Linked DNA regions of Homo sapiens: all the other regions are linked to region 2. A link is a contact called in ENCODE Hi-C or POLR2A ChIA-PET data. All regions are on one chromosome and are shown on one strand. Each heading gives the region's core, a stretch centred on a gene start or an enhancer-like site at or near the end of the contact. The rest is flanking DNA. Distances are from core to core; before and after follow the strand shown. Region 1 overlaps BICDL1 (BICD family like cargo adaptor 1). Region 2 holds the start of SIRT4 (sirtuin 4). Region 3 holds the start of CIT (citron rho-interacting serine/threonine kinase).

Evidence for each region. A loop is a pair of places that touch in the nucleus more often than their neighbours do. ChIA-PET counts read pairs that join two places held with the same protein, here RNA polymerase II (POLR2A). Pooled maps may share reads with other maps.
Region 1: a loop to region 2 is called in a pooled map, with 3 times the contacts of the local background. The contact joins the enhancer-like site here to the promoter of SIRT4 in region 2. A Hi-C loop is called at or near these places in 3 of 168 maps with a recorded cell type or tissue (CD4-positive, alpha-beta T cell and naive thymus-derived CD4-positive, alpha-beta T cell), 2 of 37 single-sample maps with no recorded cell type and 12 of 50 pooled maps. POLR2A ChIA-PET finds 5 or more read pairs at or near these places in 20 of 52 experiments (CD4-positive, alpha-beta T cell, CD4-positive, alpha-beta memory T cell, CD8-positive, alpha-beta T cell and 12 more).
Region 3: a pooled map shows a loop between it and region 2 (5-fold over the local background). The contact joins the promoter of CIT here to the promoter of SIRT4 in region 2. A Hi-C loop is called at or near these places in 8 of 50 pooled maps. POLR2A ChIA-PET finds 5 or more read pairs at or near these places in 2 of 52 experiments (activated naive CD4-positive, alpha-beta T cell and activated naive CD8-positive, alpha-beta T cell).

Annotation. Positions count from the first base shown.
Region 1 is chr12:120,011,989-120,014,775 of GRCh38, forward strand. All of the region lies in intron 2 of BICDL1 (BICD family like cargo adaptor 1), which reads left to right. Among named protein-coding and RNA genes, the nearest start is that of BICDL1, 24 kb to the left of the region's middle. RefSeq lists an enhancer at 593-672. Within about 2 kb of position 1,308, at least 5 of the 41 ENCODE cell types and tissues checked have a DNase peak (open chromatin) inside an H3K27ac peak, as active enhancers do; they include CD4-positive, alpha-beta T cell and CD8-positive, alpha-beta T cell, where a contact is called at or near this core.
Region 2 is chr12:120,301,001-120,303,753 of GRCh38, forward strand. SIRT4 (sirtuin 4) reads left to right here and starts at 1,321. Exons shown (of 4, transcript NM_012240.3): 1 at 1,321-1,378; 2 at 2,561-2,753. The coding sequence starts at 2,562.
Region 3 is chr12:119,876,053-119,878,912 of GRCh38, forward strand. CIT (citron rho-interacting serine/threonine kinase) reads right to left here and starts at 1,268. Exons shown (of 48, transcript NM_001206999.2): 1 at 1,197-1,268; 2 at 21-129. The coding sequence starts at 116. RefSeq lists an enhancer at 658-717 and a silencer at 948-1,027.

The DNA.
Region 1 (2,787 bases), core at 58-2,557, 290 kb before region 2:
CATGTACGTATGCGATCTCTGTTGGAAAGAAAATTAGTAGAGAGATAGTCTCACATGATGTGGTATATCATGTCTGGTAACTTTGTAATGCTGCCGCCTTTGCATGCAGAACATATTCATCCTTCTCTGGGACCGAGGGCGGCTTCTCCTCTCACCCAAATTTACTCCTTTGTGTAATGAGAAATAGAGAGAGGTTGAGATGATTGGTGCCACAACAAAATTTATTTTCCATTCCAGTCATGACACATAAGGTACTTTCCCTGCACACGACTGACGGTGTGGGGAATGAGGAGGTGTTTATGTGATTTTCCTGTTTAAAATTATGCATCATAGTACTAAGGTTTTATGAGGTTGACATTCTGTAATTCTCCACGAATAAGTCAGATTTTCCGCATTGCCCTGGTATGATTAGTTGCATTCAATGCTGCATGTTTGTCATTTGCAGAACTGTAAGAATTCCCCCTATACACACCTCTCGTCATCAGTTGCTAGGTTACGGCTTTTCACATTGTCCCAGTCTGGTGATGTTGCCATGGATACCAGTTATACCTCCTCCTATGACACTGTCCTGGTCAGGCTCAGAGGGCGGGCAAGATGTAACTATGATGTCAGAGATGTTTTAGCATATGTCTTTCCCTTTACATTAATGATAAGATCTAAGTAATAGATATCAATTCTATGTGTTCTCATATATGAATTAAGGACATGAGGTATTAGCTGAATCCCTCAAACAGTCCACCACTTAGAACCTTTATTCCATTATGTATTTTTTTTCTTTTTTAAAGGAAAGGGAAGGGAAAGGAAGGGGAAAGCCTTTATTCCATTATAATTCTGCAGAAATGGAACTAACAGATTATAAAATATGAATATAAGATCTGCTATACTGTGTCCAGCTCATTCCCTACACAGACCAGCACCCCACCTCCCATAGGGTGGGCTATACATGGAATATCATTATCCTTTACATTGCCTTCAGTGGTAGGGACATTTGGGAATGCTTTTTGTCAAACTCTTAATTTATCTAAGTTATAAAGCCTGTGGGCCGGTAATGGTGGCTCATGCCTGTAATCCCAGCACTTTGGGAGGCCAAGGCGGGTGGATCACCTAAGGTCAGGAGTTCAAGACCAGCCTGGCCAACATGGCGAAACCCCGTCTCTACTAAAAATACAAAAAAAATTAGCCGGGTCTGGTGGCATATGCCTGTAGTCCCAGCTACTCAGAAGGCTGAGGCAGGAGAATCGTTTGAACCTGGGAGGTGGAGGTTGCAATGAGCCAAGATCACACCTCTTCACTCCAGCCTGGGGGACAGAGCAAGACTCCATCTCAAAAAAAAAAAAAAATTATAAAGCCTGTGGTCCAAATTTTATTGTCATTTAATGTCACATGATTATATTTCTTCTCCTGCTAGGTTTTAGACACCATGAATTGCAGGGACTATGTCTTTAACCAGAGTGTGTGTGTGTGTGTGTGTGTGTGTGTGTGTGTGTGTGTGTGTCAGAGTCTTACTCTATCACCCAGGCTGGAGTGCAGTGGCGCGATCTCGGCTCACTGCAACCTCCGCCTCCTGGGTTCAAGTGATTCTCCTGCCTCAGCCTCCTGAGTAGCTGGGATTACAGGTGCCCGCCACCACGCCTGGCTAATTTTTGTATTTTTAGTAGAGACAGGGTTTTGCCATGTTGATTAGGCAGGTCTTGAACTCCTGGCCTCAAGTGATCCGCCTGCCTCAGCCTCCCGAAGTGCTGGGATTACAGGCGTGAGCCACCGTGTCCAGCCTTTAACCAGTTTTTATCCCCAACAACACTTAGTGCCATGCATATTATGGCAGGGATCCAGAAAAGTCTCATTGATTTGTTCTGAAGACTGAAATGTAGGTAATAACTAATTTGACTTTAGATTTCTAGCATAGTGTTTTAAGATGGTGGAAACCCCCGCATATTACAGTTGTTGAAGGGCAAGGTTAACCCATGTTATTTAGCTCTTGTCTAGTCTGACCTTTTGATCTCACAGTTGAAGAAAGCACTAAGGCCGTAGGAGGATGTGACTCATCTAAGGTCACAGCCAGTAAACCTGTGGTTTAGGTAAATGTGTGTTATAAAAAATCTTTGAAAAACAAGGTGTAAAAATCTTTGCAAAGTAATTCTGTTTACTTAAACGATCATGTTTTGTTTTATGCAGTCTGTTTACTTAAAAACCTAGCAGACAGAAAGCTATTATTAAAGAAGAACTTCAATATTTAAAAGGAGCCCTACATAGAACCTACCTACCAGTTACTTCAAGTCAACTCGAAGCCTTGCATTCTGCTTAGTATTTGAATTATTCCTCAAAAACCAAAATAAAATTTAATGTAGCATCGGATTGAGGCATCTTTCAAAAGTAACATCTATTTTGAAAACCAGCAGAGTTTGAATTAAAAAACCATTCTTGCACCGGTGCAGTGGCTCACGTCTGTAATCTCAGCACTTTGGGAGGCTGAGCCGGGCAGATCACAAAGTCAGGAGATCGAGACCATCCTGGCCAACATGATGAAACCCCGTCTCTACTGAAAATACAAAAATTAGCCAAGTGTGGTGGCGCGTGCCTTTCATCCCAGCTACTCAGGAGGCTGAGGCAAGAGAATCGCTTGAACCCAGGAGGCAGAGGTTGCAGTGAGCCGAGATCACGGCACTGCACTACAGCCTGTGACAGAGCGAGACTCCATCTCAAAAAAAAAAAAAAGCAAACCATTCTTGGCTGGGTGTGGTGGCTTACACCTGTAATCTCAACACTTGGGAGGCCAAGGTGGGAGGA
Region 2 (2,753 bases), core at 71-2,570:
GTTAAGTACATTAGTCCAGGTATAATATATTTGGCTTCATATTAACTGTAAAAACATCACTTTTGGCTGGGCACAGTGGCTTACGCCTGTAATCCCAGTACTTTGGGAGGCTAGGGTGGGCAGATCACGAGGTCAGGAGATCAAGACCATCCTGGCTAACATGGTGAAACCTTGTCTCTACTAAAAATAAAAAAATTAACCGGGCGTAGTGGCATGCGCCCATAATCCCTGCTACTCAGGAGGCTGAGGCAGGAGAATTGCTTGAACCCGGGAGGCGGAGGTTGCAGTGAGCCGAAATGGCACCATTGCACTCCAGCCTGGGCAACAGAGCGAGACTCCGTCTCAAAAACAAACAAACAAACAACAACAACAACAACAACAAACTATCACTTTTTCAGATATGTATAAACACATTTCTTCACAAGTTCAAGGTATTTTACCAATAGCAAATAACTTGATACTGTCGTTGTGAATGAAAAGGATCACAAACTCTGATGTTTAGAATGAGTCAAATCTAGGCCGGGAACAGTGGCTCAGGCCTGTAATCCCAGCATTTTGGGGGGCCGAGGTTGGCGGATCACCTGAGGTCGGGAGTTCGAGACCAGCCTGGCCAACATGGTGAAACTCTGTCTCTACTAAAAATACAAAAACTTTAAAAAAAAGTCAAATCTAGATCCATGATTAATGACGTGCTCATTTCACATTGCATGTTTGTATCAAAACATCTCATGTGGGTAAAGCATAGACAGGCACAGAGAAAAGAAAAAAAGACAAAAAATAAGAGAAAAGATGGCCGGGCGCAGTGGCTCACGCCTATAATCCCAGCACTTTGGGAGGTCAAGGCGTGCGGATCACCTGAGGTTAGGAGTTCAAGACGAGCCTGGCCAACATGGCGAAACCCCCGTCTCTACTAAAAATACAAAAATAATCCCAGCTACTCGGGAGGCTGAGGCAGGAGAATCGGTTGAACCCGGGAGAGGGAGGTTGCAGTGAGCCGAGATCGTGCCACTGCACTCCAGACTGGAGTTTTTTCAAAAAAAAAAAACAACAACTCCGTCTTAAAAAAAAAAAAGAAAAAAGAAAAAAAATCTTATGTACACTATAAATATATACACCTACTAAGTGCCCACAGAAATTGAAAACAAAGAAAAAAATCCATGATTAAAAGCTTTTATATTAACGGGGGAACCTCTGACCAGAAAGAGCCGACAGGGGGCGTTCCTGGATGATCTGGGGCTGTCAATTGCGAGACGCGGAGGATTGTGGGACTTGTGGTTTTTCTCGCATCATTTAAGCTTTCTGGACTACATGTCCCAAAATGCAAATGCAATCAGACGGTCCCACTGTGGGGTGTGAAGTGTCCGTAGAGCTGTGAGAGGTAAGTGTGTTCTGTGTGTGCTGCGGATTTCTAGAAGTTGTGGATTTCTTGTGAGGGATTCTATTTCTCCTCTTTGCCCTCGGTGGGACCTGGAAGAGAGTAGTTGTTCCACTGATGCACGTTTTCAGCGGGGGTTTCCCCTGACCCTTTGGTCTCGGGAAACCGGACTGTGTGTTTGTTCAGCTGTTCACGTTTTGCTGTGGAATGTCAAGGAGAAAGCGGGGTCCTGATCTCAGATCTGGAAAGCCAAACATAAAATAATGTTTACATACGGGGTGCATGTCACTAGAGGATTTATGCATTGCATTGTGTCAAATAATATGTCAAAGTTTTTTCTTTTTCTTTTTTTTTTTTTTTTTGATACGGAGTCTTGCTTCTTCGCCCAGGCTGGAGTGCAACGGCGCGATCTCGGCTCACTGCAACCTCCGCCTCCCGGGTTCAAGCAATTCTCCTGCCTCAGCCTCCCTAGTAGCTGGGATTACGGGCACGTGCCACAATGCCCGGCTAATTTTTTTTGTATTTTTAGTAGAGTCGGGGTTTCACCATGTTGGCCAGGCATGTCTCGAACTCCTGATCTCAAGTGATCTGCCTGCGTCGGCCTCCCAAAGTGCTGGGATTTCAGACGTGAGCCACCGCACCCGGCCCTCTATTGTTACAGCTAGAAAAGCTGACGGGCAGGGGTCTTGTCTCTCTGATGTGTCCAAGTAGCAGAGCTTGCAGTGGAGGGTAAACTAAAATAAGGGGGAAATGAAAAAATAAAAGGAATGCGTGTGTGTGCTTAATTACATGAACAAAATCAAACAAAACCTGACTCATTAGGGCCAGACTCAGAGGCTCACACCTGTAATTCCAGCACGTTGGGAGGCCGAGGCGGGCAGATCACTAGAGCTCAGGAGTTCGAGACTAGCCTGGCCAACATGGTGAAACCCTGCCTCTACTAAAAATACAATAATTAGCCGGGCATGGTGGCCATGTAGTCCCAGCTATTCTGGAGGCTGAGGCAGGAGAATCACTTGAACCCGGGAGGCGGCGGTTACAGTGAGCCAAGATCATGCCACTGTACTCTAGCCTGGGCAACAGAGGGAGACTCTGTCTCAAAAAACAAAACGAAAACAAACAAACAAAAAATGAGAAAAAAAAAAAACCACCCCAGTTTCTCACATGAGGCTTCTTTTTCTCTAGAATGAAGATGAGCTTTGCGTTGACTTTCAGGTCAGCAAAAGGCCGTTGGATCGCAAACCCCAGCCAGCCGTGCTCGAAAGCCTCCATTGGGTTATTTGTGCCAGCAAGTCCTCCTCTGGACCCTGAGAAGGTCAAAGAGTTACAGCGCTTCATCACCCTTTCCAAGAGACTCCTTGTGATGACTGGGGCAGGA
Region 3 (2,860 bases), core at 18-2,517, 430 kb before region 2:
TTGGCAGGGTAGGCTGTTACCTGGAAGAACAGATTCAGCCTGGAGGCCCGGCTGGCAATGGGTTCAGCAGCACCAGCATCCAAAGGATTCCGCGCTCCATATTTGAACTTCAACATCTCCCCACTGGCGCTGAAAGGATATCAGAAAAGTCAAGTGTGTCCTATGTTTTGAGCAGGAAGGGCCTGAGAGATCCTGATCTCCCTCAAGATATCAGGGACAAGGAGGTGAAAATCAGCTACCACTCCAGTTTTAGGAAGCTCAGTCTAATCATGGAGATTAAACACCAGATTTTAACTCACTGTGACAGGAGATGATACACTTATCTGACATACTCTCTTACTTATAAATGTGTTTATTATCTCCCCCCTTAGAATGGAAGCTCCACAAGGGCAGAGATGTTTGCCCCCATGCAGTGGGGGCACACATAGCCTGGCACACAAATAGGTGCGAATAGTTATTAAATGAATGACTGAAATAAGCAAAATATATAGCTTGTTGTAAGGTGTTAAGTGCTATGGGGTAAAAACAAAATCGAGCAAGAAAAGGACAATGGGGGTGAGATGGTGCAATTTTTAGTGTGGTCAAATAAGACTTCACTGAGAAGCCACCATTTGACCCAAGACTTGAAGACCTGAAGCGAATGACCAGCAAGCCATGTTGATATCTGGGGAAAGAAAGACATCCGTGGCAAACGAAACAGCCAAGCCAAAAGCACTGAGGCAGGACCTGGCCTCTCCAGCAACAGCGAGGCCAGACGGACTGGAGCAGAGCGAAAGAGGCGGGGGCATCATGAGGTGATGGGGTGGGCACGGGGTATGAATACGCTGAAACAGAGAGGTTAAGTAAATGGCTAAGTTCACGCAGATAATAAGGAACCGGCCGACTACACTGGGCAGAATAATGCAGTTAGTGCTGACAGGAGGCAGAGCTGAAGAGACAAAGCACTCCGCCTGGTTTAGGGGAGGAGCAAGCCTCCTGCCCCAGCACCACTCGGCTGACCCCTCGGCTCCCAAGGAAGGTGGGCGCGCGCACAGCTAGCCCCGGAAGACCCTCCAGGCCTCCCGCAGCCCTGGGGGTGGAATCGCCGCCCTCCCCGGGGCGGGAGGGAAACCCGGGACTTGTATGGGTGGAGGCGGCCCTCCCCTGGCCTTGCAGAGCCGGGTGCGGTAGAATTGGGTCTGGGGGATCAGACTCACGCTCTGCGAACCCCCAGGTCTGCGATCTGTTCCGCCCCGCGCCTCCCGCCGCCGCGTTTGAACCCGAGGAACGGCGCGGGCGGGTCTCAGCCGTGTTTGGACCAATCAGCGTCTCCGCTCCTATGATAGACATGGGCGTCTCAGCCAGGCCCCGCCCATGTCCCTAAAGGCATGGAGGAAAGTGAAGGGGAGAGCCAATCAAATTGCATCTTCCTTTGACTCGCGACCAACGGGAAAAAGGGAAGGGCAAAATCAGCAGGGCAGGTCTTGGAAGTTTGAAATTGGCGGTTACGCAGGATGCTGCGTTTGAGGACGCGACTGTTAATCTAGGATCCCTGAGGAGGTCGCCAGGGCGCTGTCCCCTGCTCTCGGCCACCTGCAAGGAGGAAGGCAGCCAGGCTGCTCTGCCTGGTCTTCTTTCTCTCTCATGTGGCTAAGGTAGAAGTACTTGTTACCTGGGGAAGCCCAGTGGTCCTCTGCTACAGCTGAGGCAGCGAATGTTTTGAGCTTGACTTCAACCTACCTTGATTACTCTATCTCCGGGCTGACTGCCCTGCAAGGAGTTGGTGACAGTCATTGAGACTGTCTGAAAGGACACTTTAAAATAAATTATAGACGAGATACTTAAACAGGCACTTCACCAAAAAGGAAATCCAGATGACCAACAAATGTGTGAAAGTTGTCAACCTCGTTCATAATCAGAAAATATGAAAAATAAAGTCACAGTGAGAAAGAATAACACTCAAATTCGAGAACAACAACAACAAAAGGATGTGACAGTGTTTGCGAAGATGTGGAAGTACACACACTTATACAGTACCCGTAGGCGTGTAAATGGATACAATCTCTTTGAAATTTGAAAAAAAAGTTTGGCATTATTTGCTAACATTGAAGATTTGTGCATTCTATGACTATTGCTAGGTGTAGTTTCTCTACCTAAGAAAAACTCCTATTTATTTATTTATTTTGAGATGGAGTCTTGCTCTGTCTCCCAGGCTGGAGTGCAATGGCACGATCTCGCCTCACTGCAACCTCCACCTCCCAGGTTCAAGCTATTCTCTTGTCTCATCCTCCCAAGTAACTGGGATTACAGGTGCATGCCACCATGCCCAATTGTTTGTATTTTTAGTAGAGATGGGGTTTCACCGTGTTGTCCAGGCTGGTCTTGAACTCCTGACCTCGAGTGATCTGCCCACCTCGGCCTCCCAAAGTGCTGAGATTACAGGCCCTGAGCCACCACGCCGGCGAGAAACTCCTACTTATGTACACCAAGAGATGTGTATAAGAATACAAAATAGTGTTCGCAAAAAACTGGAAGTGATATAAATGTCCATCAGCAGTAGAAAAGACAAAATTGTATATTGCAGTGTTTTCACAAGCAATGAAAAAGAATAAACTGCAACTAACCACAATGACATAATGAGTCTCAAAACAAGGCCTAATGAAGGAAGCAAGAAAATAACATATGATTCCATTATGATTCCATTCTTATAAGTTCCAAAACAGGACAAAACAAAGCAACATTGTTTAAGGAGGGATGTATTAGGTTGATGCAAATCATTGCAGTTTTTGTCATTGTTTAAAGTAATGACAAAACCATAAAGAAAGCAACAGCCAGAATAGTAGTTACCTGGGGTTGGGATGGAGGCCTTTCAGGGTGTTGG